2 separate regions of the Mus musculus genome follow, and region 1 is linked to region 2. A link is a loop called in an ENCODE intact Hi-C map of the cell type or tissue named here. Cell type or tissue: heart. All regions are shown on one strand. Links, peaks and the distances in the headings refer to the core of each region. The heading gives the core; the rest is flanking DNA. Region 1 holds the start of Gm33324 (a long non-coding RNA gene). Region 2 overlaps Scube1 (signal peptide, CUB domain, EGF-like 1).

Evidence for each region. Hi-C counts contacts between places; a loop is a spot of excess contacts. Peaks named below come from ENCODE experiments on the same cell type or tissue, not always from the same donor. Only the 100,000 strongest peaks of a DNase experiment are listed, where the experiment ranks them.
Region 1: a loop joins it to region 2, with 7 times the contacts of the local background. A loop is called at or near these places in 18 of 42 quality-filtered maps.

What each region holds. Positions count from the first base shown.
Region 1 is chr15:83,753,212-83,760,529 of GRCm38, forward strand. It overlaps Gm33324 (a long non-coding RNA gene), which reads right to left and starts at 3,807. Exons shown (of 3, transcript XR_384284.3): 1 at 3,184-3,807; 2 at 2,379-2,506; 3 at 1-230. In heart, for the core only: a CTCF peak has its summit at 3,755; no DNase peak of the experiment used is centred there.
Region 2 is chr15:83,630,304-83,637,621 of GRCm38, forward strand. It overlaps Scube1 (signal peptide, CUB domain, EGF-like 1), which reads right to left. Exons shown (of 22, transcript NM_022723.3): 8 at 4,368-4,490. Among named protein-coding and RNA genes, the nearest start is that of Ttll12, 39 kb to the left of the region's middle. In heart, for the core only: a CTCF peak has its summit at 3,965 (motif pointing right); no DNase peak of the experiment used is centred there.

The DNA of each region.
Region 1 (7,318 bases), core at 2,811-5,310, 120 kb after region 2:
TAGCAATGGAGGGCTCCTTAGGGGTGCTTGGATTGTTGCAAAGCCAGGGTTTTGTGAACTGCATTGAACCACAGTCTCATGTAGGTGTCCATTTAATGAAGCCTGATCTTGGTTGGGGAATCACCAAAGACAGTTGATGGTGAGGCTGTCTCCCAACAGCCAAGGAGGAAGGAAGGCCGTCAGGACAGAAGAGGAAGTGGGTTGCTCATATAGCATCCATCACAGTGTATCTATTTTGAACAGGATTCAAACTCACAGATTTCTACTCCAGAGTGAAGAGACATGGTCATCCTGCCTCAGTTTACCAGTTGCTACAAGCCCGATGATAAGACAGACACAGAGCATAAGGCTCTTTCAAGTTCACATAGATTTCAAAGAGTCTACCTTATTAACTCAGTGAATTTAGCAAGAATTTTAAAAATGGTGTATTATGGTTAAATTGTGCCCACTTGATACATTCAAGGTTGACTTAAAATCATAAGGCTAACGAGTGTAATTAATCACATCAATGGTTTAAGAAAACAAAAGTCCAACCAGTGGAAAATTATTCCATGGGATTTTCCAGTCAGCCTGGTTAGGGATAGAGTTGTTTTTCCCAGCCCTTGTTAGGCTGAGGCCAAGGATGACCAGCCAGAGAGGCCAGTACGGGCTACGTACTGAGAGCTTGCTTCAGAAGATAGCAAGAAGGCTTGAGGGATGACTCAAAGGTTAAGAGTGCCTGTGGCTTATGCAGAGGACTCAAGTTCGGATCCCAGCACTGGTGTTGGGCAGATCACAAATGCTTATAAGTCTAGCTTCAGAGCATCTGATTCATTCTCTCTCTTCTCTCTCTCTCTCTCTCTCTCTCTCCAGAACCCCAGCAAGATGAAACAACAAAAATTTGACATACCTTCATTATAAAAATGATTTCTTTAACTATTGAAACAAATGTCTTAACTTGATAACAATATGGGGAAACATTGTTAGATGTAAATGCCACCAAACAGTCCAGTCCAGTATCGGAAGTGTTACATTAGAAAAAAGAAGCCTCCTGATTAAATTAGTTCTAGGAAATTCTTTTCAGTCCTGTGGTTTGGTCCTGGTTAGCATAGTAATATGGGAAAAATAAACCAACTGCCCCACGTTCTAATTAATGCTATTAGCAGATGCTATGACTGTGTAAACACAAATTACAAAATAATCAAATTATAAATCACTAGGAGAATCTGGTAAATTTGTTTCATATAAAAATGCAAAAAGCAGTTTTGTTCTTAAAGGTTTACTTTTCTTGCTTTTAAGTATATGTACGGGTGCATCGAAGCATATGCATGCACATGAATGCAGGTGCTCTTGGAGGCCAGAAGAGGGCACCAAATTCCCATGAGCTGGAGGTTGAACCTCCTGAAGTGGGTGCTGGGAACCAAATTCAGATCCTCTGCAAGGGAGACAAAGGATCTTAACTGCTGCGCCATCTCTCCAGCCTCCAATTTCACGTTCATACACCACCACCAGTTAGAAACTGTAATTTAACAGCATGTGCCAGATATACTGGGAGTTCTGGAGATGGACAGCACTGAAGGATGTACCACAATGAATACCACTTACGGCTGGGGCACAGAGTACTTGAAAATGGGCCAGATGGTGAATTTTATATTAAGTATGTTTTACTAAAGAAACAAACAAAACAAGATGAAACCAGAGTTAGTCTTTCAAGGGACACAAAGAAATATGTGAAACTCAGGGCAGAGTCGGACATGGTGGCAGGCACACTAGTTATCTTTGTACTCTGTAGTGCTGAGACAGGAGGATTGCTGTGAATGTGAGGCCAGTGTGAATGACATAATGGGATTAGACTGACCAGATATGCACAGTGACAGGAGATACTCAGGGCATGGAGGTGCTGGGTTTTTTTTGCTGGATTTAGTGGGTGAGTGCGTCCTGTGGGGGAGGGGGGAGGACCTCACTATGGGTGGAGATGTCTCCATTTTTTAGCAGGAGTTTTATAGATAACCTTCTCACATCCAATGCAATCACAGTTTTAAACATTGAAAGATGGTAAACAAATATGCAGGACCAGCTTCGTGGCTTACAGGATAAAAATTGTAATGGAAGGAGTTAGGGAGAGTCCATGGTGGGGCTGGGCTCAGAAGCCAGTGGGAGGGACCAAACTGGACCAAACTGGTCAATACCAGCAGTCATGAGCCACACAAAGAACCCAGAGGTTTCTTGTTTGTTTGTTTTTTTGTTTTTTTGTTTTTAATCTGGATGGACTCTTGCTCCCGCCAAAGATGGCAGAGATGATGTTATTCTAGAAGGTTCCTTGGTAGAGTGGAGGGGGTCATGTCAGTCTCTGTGTGGCTGTGGAGTTGGGGGCTTGGGGTGGGGGGACTGAATCCTACCTTCAGGAAGAGTGGTCTGAAGATGGTTTGTCCCCTCTGGAACTCAGGCTGGTTCCATAGCTAAGAAGAACGGAAACCTTTCTCTTGTGACTGGGTCAGTTCCCGCAGCAGTGAGTGAACTCTTGGGCCTGGAGGAGTTACCCCAACAGCAGGTTGTTAAAGGTGAGACTGGTTGTAGTCTCTCTCTCTCAGTCTCTCTCTCTCTCTCTCTCTCTCTGTGTGTATGTGTGTGTGTGTGTGTGTGTGTGTGTGTGTTGGAGTGCATGTGAGTGTGGGCAACCATGTACATACATGCAGAGCCCAGAGTGCATGTGTATGTAGAACCCAGAGTAAGGAGCTATGTGTTCCCATCCCTCCCTCCTCCTATTGCCTTGAGATAGGGTCTCTCAGGGAACAGGAGGCTCATGGGGTTTTGGTTAGATTAGCTGGCCAAATCTAGCCTGGGGATCTGCCTGTCTCTGTCCCCAAGTCTCTGTCCCCTACTGGCCTGTGCAGCCAGGGCCAGCTTTTATGTGGGTGCTGGGGACTCAAATCAGGTCCTCAAGTGCTCTAACCACTGAACCTTCTCCCCACCCTCACATTATGCTTCCTCCTCTCACAGTGAATGCTCTTCCAATGTCTCCCTGGTAACATTGCAGCCCAAGGCTCTCTCCCGATGTGACTGCTTGCTCTCAAACTTCCCAAACTTTAGAATCCCGGGCATCAAGAAACTTCTTTTCTTTACAAATTACCAAGCCTCAGGGGTTCTGCTATAGCCATAGAAAACAGAGAAGACAGTAAGGGTTTAGAGGAAACAATATCCAACCTCGGACGGATGCCGGAAGAGCCAGTCTGTGAATTGGCGGGATATAGGCATGGGTTTGTCCTCAAGATCTCTCTTACAGCTGCATCTGTCCCCAGCTCTCTGCAGGACCTGGGAAGTCCAGACAGCACTGCTCATCAGACAAAAACTTGGGAGTTAGCTCAAGGCTTGCATTTGGGCAGGAGGCAGCATAGGGCCTACCTAGGCTATGGGAATCAGGTATGGGGTGAGCAGCGGCGGTGGAAGGATGGGGCAACGAGGGTGGGTAGCGGGGGTGGGGGTGGCACCAGGGGTGGCGGCAGCAAGGGTGGGTGCAGTTGGAGGAGCAGTATAGAGGTGGTAATGACTGTAAACTTTGTGGAGGACAGTGACCATATCCTTTCCTGTTGGAGACTGGAGAGGCCACCCAAGCTAGATGAAAAGTCTTGTATCTTCCTTGCTGTTGGTTCTCCAGACCCCGACCCCGACCCCCATCGTTTTTTTGCTATGATTGTGAACACTCAGGATAGGGTTTCGGACTTCCTATCCTGTGTAGTCAGGTGCCCCCAGTGGCCGATCGATGGTATTGCACAGTGCACTCCCCGCTGTGCAGAATTGCTGGCCTTCCCCTTAAAATGGATTTTTCTCCTCAGGCAGAAAATTGTCTCTGGACCTTTTCTTCTTCTGCTAGGTGGACAGCTCTGACCAGCTTTCTTCCCTTCGCTCTTGCTGGAGTCGATACATATTTCCTTCCACTGTAGAGGGTGTGTTTGTAGCCTCCAATTGGCCAGTGGCTGGTAGTGGCCCAGGGTCAGGAACACCACCAGGCATGGAAAAGTGTGTTCTAGTCCAGAACTCTTTAGAAGATGGAGAGAAGGACTGTCTCTCCTGCACCAAGCAGGGACAATTCACCCCAGCCCTTGGAGCTTTCTCTCTACCACCAAGGACCTAATGATGGCTTCCTGCTGCCAGAAGAGGGAGTGGTTCAACAGCCCGTTCCATGGGCCTCCCTAACACTGTCCCTATAGACTGTCCATCCAGAACATGGGCTGCCGTAGTGGGGACATGTGTCCCAGGTCTGCAAGACTAATCTACTGAGACCTATCTGAGAACACCTTCACATGACTTCATCTTGGAGTGACCTGAGACCAGGGATTCAGCTAGTCTCTGGTGTCTTCCGGTCCTGTAGCCTTAGAAGGCTGTGTTTATCCAGTTGCCTGGGGTTGGAGTGTAGAACTTCTCAGGCATCAGCCCGTTGGAGTGCAGGAGGGAACTGTGTATGTGTGCTATACTCATGTGCAGGACCTAGGGTAGATTTACACACACAACGAGCCTCCATTCATGAGATGCACTTTGGACCACAGGCCCATCCTGAGGGTGTCCAGCACCCTGCAGCCAGTGGCCCAGATAGATGGAAAAGTTTGCCTCCCTGTCTTACCTCTTACTGGTGAGTGCCTCTACCCTGCTGTTGCTGCTGCTGCCACAGTCAGACGTCTACAGTTCCAGTGCAAACTGAGGACCAGTGTGACTGACTCTCTAGAGATCCTCCAGACTTTTGGGGTAAGACTGGACCTGCTGAGACACATCCATGGGCTGAGCAGCTACCTGGTTCTCTGCCTCTTCAATGTGTGGACAGTCATTGCTGACTTACCCAGTGTGCTTCGGGTAAGCTAATCTAAAGAACCCCCCTTTTGCCCAGCAGTGGTGGCGCACGCCTTTAATCCCAGCACTCGGGAGGCAGAGGCAGGCAGATTTCTGAGTTCGAGGCCAGCCTGGTCTACAAAGTGAGTTCCAGGACAGCCAGGGCTATACAGAGAAACCCTGTCTCGAGGAAAAAAGAAAAAAGAAAAATGTCCATTCATTCTACTGGTTCTGTTCCTCTAGAGAGCCCTCACTAATACGCCCTCCACAACCAAACCTTTGACCATCTCTCCTTCCAAACCTGTAAATCTGCCCTAGGCCCTGCAGCGAGTGCATAAGCATACACACGTGCGCATGCGTGTATGTGCGCTCATGTGCGTGTTTGCCCGCGCGTGCACACACACACATACAGTTGTGTGCACACAAACACACATGCACACACACACTATCTCAAACTTCACTATCCCAGCTACACCTATTTCTACCGAGGAAGAACAACAAAAGCAAAGGAAGAAACAGCCTGCGGTCATGGTGCCCGAGGCTGAGGCTGAGGGATGCCTCTTTGGACCACAGGCTCATCCCGATGGTGGCTAGGCAGGCCAGGCTTTCCAGGTCTGGTTCTCTGGAGCTGACTCCACTTCTGATGGCCCCTGATTCTCTCTCCAGTCCAAGCCCACAGAGCCTGTTTCTGAGTCGGCAGAGGCCAGAGGACTAAAGGGAGGAGACAGCCAAGCAAGGAACAGTTTTAAAAAACCTTGTGTTGGCCAAACAGGCATGAGGTTGTCAGTTTTCAAGCCCCTGCTCAGTGATGTACATTTTTACAAGGAAACCAAGACCCAGAGATGGGCAGGGATTCACTCCCCGCATGCGTCAAGACAGACCCGGCCTCTATTGATCCTTCAAACCACCTCACCCTTCTTTTTTCAGTGTTTGCACCAAGGCAGGCTGCCCCTCTCTGTCTCCATGCTGTGGGATTTCCCCATCTCAGGCTGCACACGGTTTAAAGGGGGGGGGGGGGAGAAAGCGAAAACGGAAAAAACAAAAACAAAAACAAAAAACAAACAGAAAACAAAAAACAAAAAACAAAAAAAAAAACCCTGCCAGACTATAAATGAATGGGGTGCTACTGCCCCCCTATGGCCACACTGAGGAAGTGCTGGCTAAGTTTTTTTGTTTTGTTTCTGTTTTTGTTTTTTAAAAAAGCAATAAATTGTTTAGCAGGCCAGGCTGGACTGTTCTGATGAGCCAAACTGACCTTGTGTGGAGACTCGCACAATGCCCCAGTGATATATGACACTGAGAGTGTCATTTCTTCCCTGAGCCTCAGTTTCTCCAGTCAAAAGCAGTTGTGTGTGTGTGTGTGTGTGTGTGTGTGTGTGTGTGTGTGTGTGAGGGAATAGATTTCAGGGAATAGATTTCAGCAGTTTTGGCAAGGGTAGGACCAGGGCAGAACAAGGAAGCAGAGATGGGTGTGGCTAGGCCACCTCTCTCATTATTTTTTGAAGTTGTGAATTCAGAGCCAGGCTCTGGGATGTCCCAGTGGTTTTAACACTTGGGCCTCAGTTTCCCCATAGGTGAACAGCACATATCATGTGGCTGTGGTTCACATATGAGAAATGATTAGGCCAATCCATGGGAAGCCTGGCACATAGTAAGCATAGTAGTGCTGTGACCATCAAGGTGTGATAGTGTTAGTGTGTCCTGGCCTCACCCTATACCGGGAATCTGGCCCAAGCCATCCTGCCCCATGGCTTCCATTGGAGATGACTGGGTGCTAACAATGTCCTAGGTGCTCTACCCTCTGCTGCACTCTGGTCCCGACACCGTCCTTGACACCTTTTTGTGACAAAGAATTGGGGATGAGCTAAGAACCCTGCCCCCTGCTCTGTGCTAGGTAGGAATCAGGGATGCAGACCATTGAGGGCATGCACTGGGGTCTCTGTGTCTCCACTCTGGTGGAAGGAGGTGGCCGGGAAGGGTTAAATGATACTTCAGATAAGCCTTTCCACTCTCCAGGGTGACCTCTGCAGGAGGGGAAACTGAGGCAGGGAGGAGGTGATTATTCCTAGGTGTCCCCGGAGTGTCATGCTTTCACGATAGGGCTCCTTCCTCATGAAGTCTCTGGGTTTGCTTGTCAGAAAGGGATAAGGAGAGAGATGAGGAATGTGGTCCTGGGGGAAAGTATTTGGAGACCCAATGTTCTCTTCACTGTCCCCTAGTGCATCTCTGGGAGGGAGCTTGGTCCAATCCTGGCACTAGTTATGACTGGCTGAAACCGAAAAAAGTTGTTCCCTGGGGTCTTGTTAAACTCACTTTTTCCCCCTCCCTGAGGCAGCGGTGGTAGGGGGTTGCTATACCCTGGTAGTAAGTGAGTCCTCCTAGACTCATGGGGTTTGGTAGTCGAGTCCTTATTTGAGCCCACACACCTTATATGCTGTGTGGTAGTAGCAATCAAGTCTACTTGTAGAGCAGATGGAATGTCAAACAGCGTTACCCGCTCCTCATTAAGCATGGCTAC
Region 2 (7,318 bases), core at 2,642-5,141:
GGTCTCATGTGGCTCGAGCTGGCTTTAACTCCTGCTCTGCTTCCCAAGTACTGGGATCAGAAGCCTGAGGTGCCATGCCTCTATAGGAAAGCAACTTGGTACATATGCCAGGAAGGAAAATGACTGGGACTTGCTTAAGAACCCTCAAGAGGAAGCTGAAATGGAATACAAACTCGTGATGTTGACCAAAGTGTGTTCTTGCCACCCGAAGATGTTTTCGGAGAGGTTAGGAATGTGGCACCGATAGAAGAGGGGAGAGGGAATATACTACACATAAGGTTTTAAAAAGTAGCTCTGATAGCACAAGCCATTTGACTATGAATTTCCTTGGGCAGCCAAAGTCCAAAGGGAATGGAGAGTCATGGGTTGCCTGCACATCAGCCGTCCCATAATAGGTACCGGGGACTGGGGTATTGCTGTAACAGGCCTGACTCTACTATTTGCTGGAGGACTATGGAAGATTTTGGGAGTTTGGACTAGAAAAGCAGTTGAATGCTCTAAGTGGGACTTAGTGGGCCATCCTGTGGGAACATGGAAGACAGGGCTGAGGGTGATTTCAATGGTGGGGGCCCAGCTCAATAAACTTCGAAAGGTAAGAATATTAATAAGTGGCTCAGAGAACATTCTTGGGATATTTTGGCAAAGTGTGGCTGCTTTTTTGCCCTTGTCCTAGAAACCTACCTGGCGTTAAACTAAAGTGTTTGTTTGTTTGTTTGTTTGTTTTTTGATTAATGACAGAGGGGATTTCAAGACAACCTGGTATCAACTGTTTTATTGATGTGGTTGCTAGTGGTCACTCTTATGAAGATCTCTAATGGAAAGAAACAAGCTGGACAAAGAGAAACACATACGTGGGGCACGGGGAGAAAAGGACACCAGAAAAGGTGATATTGGAGCCAAGTCTTGAGCGCCAGGGGATCAAAAGTTTAAAGGAAAGCAGATGCTGAATGGAATAAAGGGCGTGGTGACCTCGGGGCAAGGCCCCTCCCAGCTAAGCTTCCAAGTTGTAAAAAGGACAGCCTAAGCTGGGGAAGGAACCATCAACCCGGAGAGTTGATTCAAATGTTATTGAACAGGGGGCCAAGTTCCCCAGCCCCCCAAAGCAGAACTTGGCAACATCGGCTGAACATTGGTTCAGGCTTTAGAGTTGAGAATACAAGAAAGGGATTGTAGAATCGCTGCGCCGTGCCCCCACTCCCACCTCCATGGGTGGAACTGTAAGGAAGCTGCTGAGGCCAGGCAGGCATGTGTTAGGGTTGTCCCTGCTTGGAGGCTCAGAGAGGCTATTGTATGGAGCTGTGAAGAGGAAACCTGGATTTCAATGGAGACCCGAAAATGTTGGAGATACCAAAGCATGGGAATACCTGCCAAGGAGAGCTGCTAACAGGGAGTAGAACCAGCCAGCGGGAGGCAGAGACAACGGCATTAAGAGATACACTGAGAGACAGAGTCACAGAGAGACAGAGACACACAGAGGTGTGTTTCAGTCAACAGAGCTAAAAGAAGTTAAGAGATCTGACATCAGACATGGCGACACAGAGTTTGGTGACTGCCTGCTGCTTTTTTGCTTTTGCTTTGGTCCAGTTCTTCCTCACTAGGGTCCCCTTTGTTTCTCTGGTAATGTCTAGTGAAAGTATGTGATCTGTTTGTTTTTTTTAATTTTGATTTTATAGGTTACACTTAAGAGCTTGCCTTGAGTCTCAGAAACAGCTTTGGATTTTTAAGCAGTCTTGAGACTGTGAAAGACTATGGAGACTTTTGAAGTTGAACTAAATGCATTTTTCTTTTCTTTCCTTTCCTTTCCTTTCCTTTCCTTTCCTTTCCTTTCCTTTCCTTTCCTTTCCTTTCCTTTCCTTTCCTTTCCTTTCCTTTCCTTTCCTTTTCTTTCCTTCCTTCCTTCCTTCCTTCCCTCCTCCTCCTCCTCCTCCTCCTCCTCCTCCTTCTTCTTCTTCTTCTTCTTTTTTTTGACAAAATAGGGTTTCAATATGTAGCCCTGACTTTCCTGGAACTCACTCTGTAGACCAAGCTGGACTCAAACTCACAGAGATCCACCTGCCTCTGCCTCTTCCTGAGTGCTGGGATTAAAGCAATGATCCATCACTGCCTGGTACATTTTTTCTTATGACATGGCTACAAGCCTTTGGGGGCCTGGGAGTAGAATGTGGTGGTTTGAATAAGAGTGCCCCCCCCCCCAGGCTCAGATACTTGAATACTTAGTCACTAGGGAACAGAACTGTTAGAAAAGATTATAAGGAATAGGAGGTGTGGCCTTGGTGGAGGAAGTGTGTCTCTGTGGATGAGCTTTGAGGTTTCAAAAACCTACATCAGGGCCAGTCTAACTGTCTACAGATCAGGAGGTGGGTCTCAGCTACTCCTCTGCCACCATGCTCCTCTCCTCGATGATAATGGGCTGACTGACCCTCTGCAACTATGAGCCAGCCCCCAGTTAAATGATTTCTCTTATAAGAGTTGTCTTGGTCATGGCGTCTCTTCATTGTAACAGGACAGTGACTCATGTATAATAGTTATTTCTCTTAGAGTTTGTGCCTAGGATAGACTTGTTTCCTATAAGCATTGGATCCATTTCTCCTGAGAAGCTTGTGAAATAGACACTGACCTGACCCTCCACAGGCACAGCAGTTAAGAGTTTGTTCTTTGAACACATTGGCTCTAGCTCTAGTGGTGTCATACCTCTATGTATGTGCTCATAAGACACTAATGCAAGGAAGATGCTGTGCCATGGGTGCTCAAGTGAGGGTGTGAGGTCTCCCTGGGGTCTGGGAGGACCTCCTGGGTCACGGATAGGTCCTGCTTGGAATGGAGGAGGATGCCCCAGGCAAAGGCAGGGAGGCCAGGAGGCTGTATGAAGGTCAAAGGGCACTGGGATAGTACGAGGGTCCCTAAGGAGCTTGGACCTGAGGAGTCTTCAGATAGATGAGTTGGAAAAAGGTGGAGACACAAATGGGGCTGGGTAGGGAGGATGCTAGCAAGGCTGTGATACAGAGCCTCAGTGCGCCTACTACCTTGCCTGCTCCCTCAGGGGCAGTTGAGGATTCAAAGTCAAAGGATCTTTGGCCAGCAGCCCTCAACCTTCCTGATGCTGTTATTTCTTAATATAGTCCCTCATTTTGTGTGACCCCCAATCATAAAATTATTTCATTGCTACTTCATAACTATAATTTTGCTATGTTATAAGCTATAATGTACAACATCTGATATGCAGGATATCTGAGATACATACAATCCCTGTGGAAGGGTCCTTTGACTCTCAAAGGGCTTGTGGCTCACAGGTTGAGAATTGATGCTCTTGGCCCTTTGCAGAGCTCGGTAAACTAACAGGGAGACAAAACCAGAGTGTGGAGGAGCTCTCAGGGCTGGCCAGCTGCCGGGAGCCTGACCAGCCTGCATCCAGAGGAGAGGGGCCAGGATGCTTTCCAGGGGAACGAGGCTTGGATGAGGGGAGGCTGTGGTTGGAGCCCTGCCCCAGTGAGTCGGAGGTCACATTGACCTTGGTAACTGACCTCCTCTTACCAGGACCTGGGACTTGAGGGCCTCGCTGTTCAAACGCAGAGGCTGCCAGTCTAATAACTTAAGGGTTGCCTACTCTGAAACTACTGGGGCCTCCTGGGAACAAAACAGCCAGACCCTGATAGGAGAGTCAGAGTTAGAACTGAGGCCCTGATGTGTTTCATGTTTTCTCCTGAGGTTAGTCCTCCAGGGAACCTGGTTCCTCCCCAATGGCCCTGTTCAGCCCCACTGAGGTCTCGTGTACCCCAAACTCCCACTCCTAAGGGTGCAACTTCCTGCTTCTCTTGGGAAATGATTTGTCCAGCATGTCACCAGTGGCTTTCCCAGGAATCTCCCTGATCACCCTCCTCCTGGGATCCCTGCATCCTAGGGGCCACTAGGTTTGAGTTATCCAAACCACTGTTGGAAAGTGTCTGTGATGTGCCATGTCTTCCACCAGAAGGCAGTATTGTGCCTTCAGAGCCGGCACAGGGAAGGTGTAAATAGGAAGGGAGGGCCAGTGGGCCTTAGTTTCCCATAAATATGCATTTTAGATAATGTCTCATTGTGTAGACTCAATCTTACAATTATGTTCCAGCTGGAATTGGGGCAAGCACCACCATTCATTTCCAGATCTTTTCTTATCCATAAAGGGGACAGGAGGCAGGGGTTGGATTGTGTGGCTATAAGTCATGAAAGACAGGTCAACAAGCACAGGCACCAAGTTCTAGAGAATTCTGCATCTTGAGCTACCCACTTTGAGCGCTTTGCTCTCCAGGAGTCTGTAAGAATCTGGAAGAAAGGGTCATTGACCATGGCCAGTGACTGTGAGTGGTTCCTGGGGTCTGGTGGGCGCTTACCTTGGCATGTCCGCTCGTCCGTCAGTAGCTTGTGGCCCTTTTGGCAGCCGCATTCAAAGCTGCCCACGGTGTTTCGGCAGAAGTGGTCGCAGCCTCCGTTATTCATCAAGCACTCGTTGATGTCTGAAGAGGTTGGAGAGGGGAATAGGCTCAGGTACCATGGAGGGGATGGCCTGGGGAAATGGGGGTGCCACCCTGCCTTATTGACCTTGATCCACCTGCTGATCACTGCCTAGGCTAGCCTCAGCTCCCCAGTTGAGCACAGATAGGAAGAATCTGAGTGAATAGCTAAATCCTGGCTCTCCAAGGTCTCAGACTTCCCCTGTGATTGGTAAGCCTGTATCTTGTTTTAGGGGAATCAACAGGGACAGTGATGTCCCCCCCCCCAATTCCGACATGACCCTTTACCCAAACACCTAGGGAGGAGTTCTGGAACGAGTGGGGCTGCCACAGGTGACATGGGCAAACTGTGCTTTCCCCCTCCTCTCCCGGATGAGGATAGAAAGGGTCCCTATAACACAAGACAGATGCCATGAGGATGATAGGAAGTCACATCTCCAAAGTGCTGGGGCTGGGAATATCAGTGCCATGGAGAAGCAGGTGTCACTGCTGGCTGCCTGCTGAGGAGAGGCTGTGTGCAGGAGGAAGTGAGGGGGTGAGCCTTCCCAGTGAGTGAGTGAGTGAGGGCTGGGCCCACCCCACACCCCCTCTTTGCCTGAGTTCTTCTTTCAGCAGGCAGTGAGTAGCGTCTGTACTCCACAGATCACTGACCACACCCATTTTGATGCCCCTCCTGCTGTGGCCCTCAGGAGCAAGCCTGTCAGGTGGCCTCAGTTTACAGTTTCCCACTGACAGGGAGCCTTCTCCTTCAGAGAGTTGGGCTTCTAGCTAACACTCCACCTCTGTGAACCTCTCTGTTCATGTCCTGATCACTTGAGCCCGGATGCTGCCTATGGTTGGACTCTTGTCACGCTCCCCCCTGCCCCCATCCCTCACCCTCCAGACCTAGGAGCCTCACTAACATCCCGTCTGTTCCTGAGCCTGTCAGCAAAGCTCGAAGCTGGCTTACATCGGTTGAGAGAAAGCTGCTTTTCTCTCTAGCACAGAATCTAGTGGGGGTGGGGTGTTGTTGTTGTTGTTGGTCTCACATGGACCTCAGCCTTCATTTCTTTTTCTTTTTTTAAAAATATTATCTATTTATTATTTATACAAGTACACCATAGCTATCTTCAGACACACACCAGAAGAGGGCATCAGATCCCATTACAGATGGTTGTGAGCCACCATGTGGTTGCTGGGAATAGAACTCAGGACCTTCAGAAGAGCAGTCAGCTCTCCTAACCGCTGATCCATCTCTCCAGCCCCTCAGCCTTCATTTCTGTTTCTCTCATCTCTTCCCTTTACCCTGCGCCCTCTCTCCCACACAGGCAACCTGTACCACCTTCTACAGTGTATCTGCCAAGTGTGCTGAGGCCTTTGGTTTCCCAGAATAAGAACCACCATTCCTGCCCCCCCCCCCCCCAGGGAGGGGCGGGGATTCCCCAAGCTCTTCCCTCTGCAACTGTCTACTTCTCCCTGCTGACCTTCATGACTCTGCCCACCCAGTCCTAGAGAGGCCACTCAGTTGTCATGGACTCTGTTCTCAGGGACACAGAGACCCTGAGGTAGGCTTTCAGGGCCCTGGGACTTCCTAAGAATGTTCCTCAAGTGAAGAGTTGAAAGAAGATGTCAATACCAAGGCAAGGATCCCAGACAGTAGTGGGCACAGAGGCCTTGGGCCCAGGTGTGTGTATATAGGGTACTCTGATTGGGGGGAGCCACAAGAACACACAGGTCACAACCTCCTCTTCCCTTCTGTGCCAAGGGCTACGTTGGGCTGGCTTGCAAGACAGGTGAGGATATAGTCTTCCCACTTTGATGAAAGTCCTGGCAGGTGGCCTGTTTGGCCCAGGGCATGGGGGAGGGGGAGAGGGAACTGAGGGTGGAGAAGGAGGCTGGTGGGTGGGGGCTCTCCCAGGCTGTTCTGGGAGATGGTGGGAGGAGGGGCTGCCATATCAGAAGCACTCTAGGCTCCAGTCAAGAGGACGCTCTTTGTCAAGAGCGTCCTCTTTGGGGAAGGGTCAGTTAGCAAGATTCTCATCAGCACTGTACCAAACAGGGAGCCCAGGGCTAGTTGGCCCAGAGCAGAGCTAGGTCTGGAGTAAACTCCCCAGTCCCTTGGCCTCTTGCTTGGGCAAATGCTCCGGCTTCCCACCCTGCCTCCACCTGCTCTGATGAAGTAGTTGGCCTAGGGCTTTCCCAGCTGTCACCGCCCCCTGCAGCCACCTGTTTACCCGATGATGAATCCCAGGCTCTCGGGGAAACGCTGAACTTTTGAAGTCATCCCTTTGATATTGTCCCCTGGACCTTTGCCAAGATCAGAGTGTACACCTGACTGGTGAGCTAGAACCCCTGGGCAGGTCCTCAGGTGCACTAGGAAGCCCCTGTTGGCTTGTGTGGTCCGAGTCCCTAAGCCCTGCTGGAACATCTTTAGCTTCTGTCTGGAACTCTACAACAGCACCCCTGAGGACTGTGGTTGCTCCCTGGCTTCTTGGACTTGGAGATGTCACAGTGGCCACGTCAGGCACTTACACATGAGTCCCTCCCTCTTCCATTTTAGTAGTTCCCACAGAGGAATCTCATCTCTGCTTTCTCCCCTGCCATGGTCACCTGGCCCAAAAGATGCCACCTGAAGTCTCGTTGCTCTTTAAGATGCTACCCAGGGGCCAGGCAGTGCGAACGACAACCTGGGCCTGCGCCTGCCCTACCTACCCTTGACTAGGGCCTGGGTAGCAGTCACTGGAAATGCTGCCCACCCTCATTCTGGTGAAGGCCACTGCCTCCCACCAGATCATAAGGGCTTCATCATGCCTGGGCAAGATGCTGGTCCATCTTTACCTCAGAGACTGACT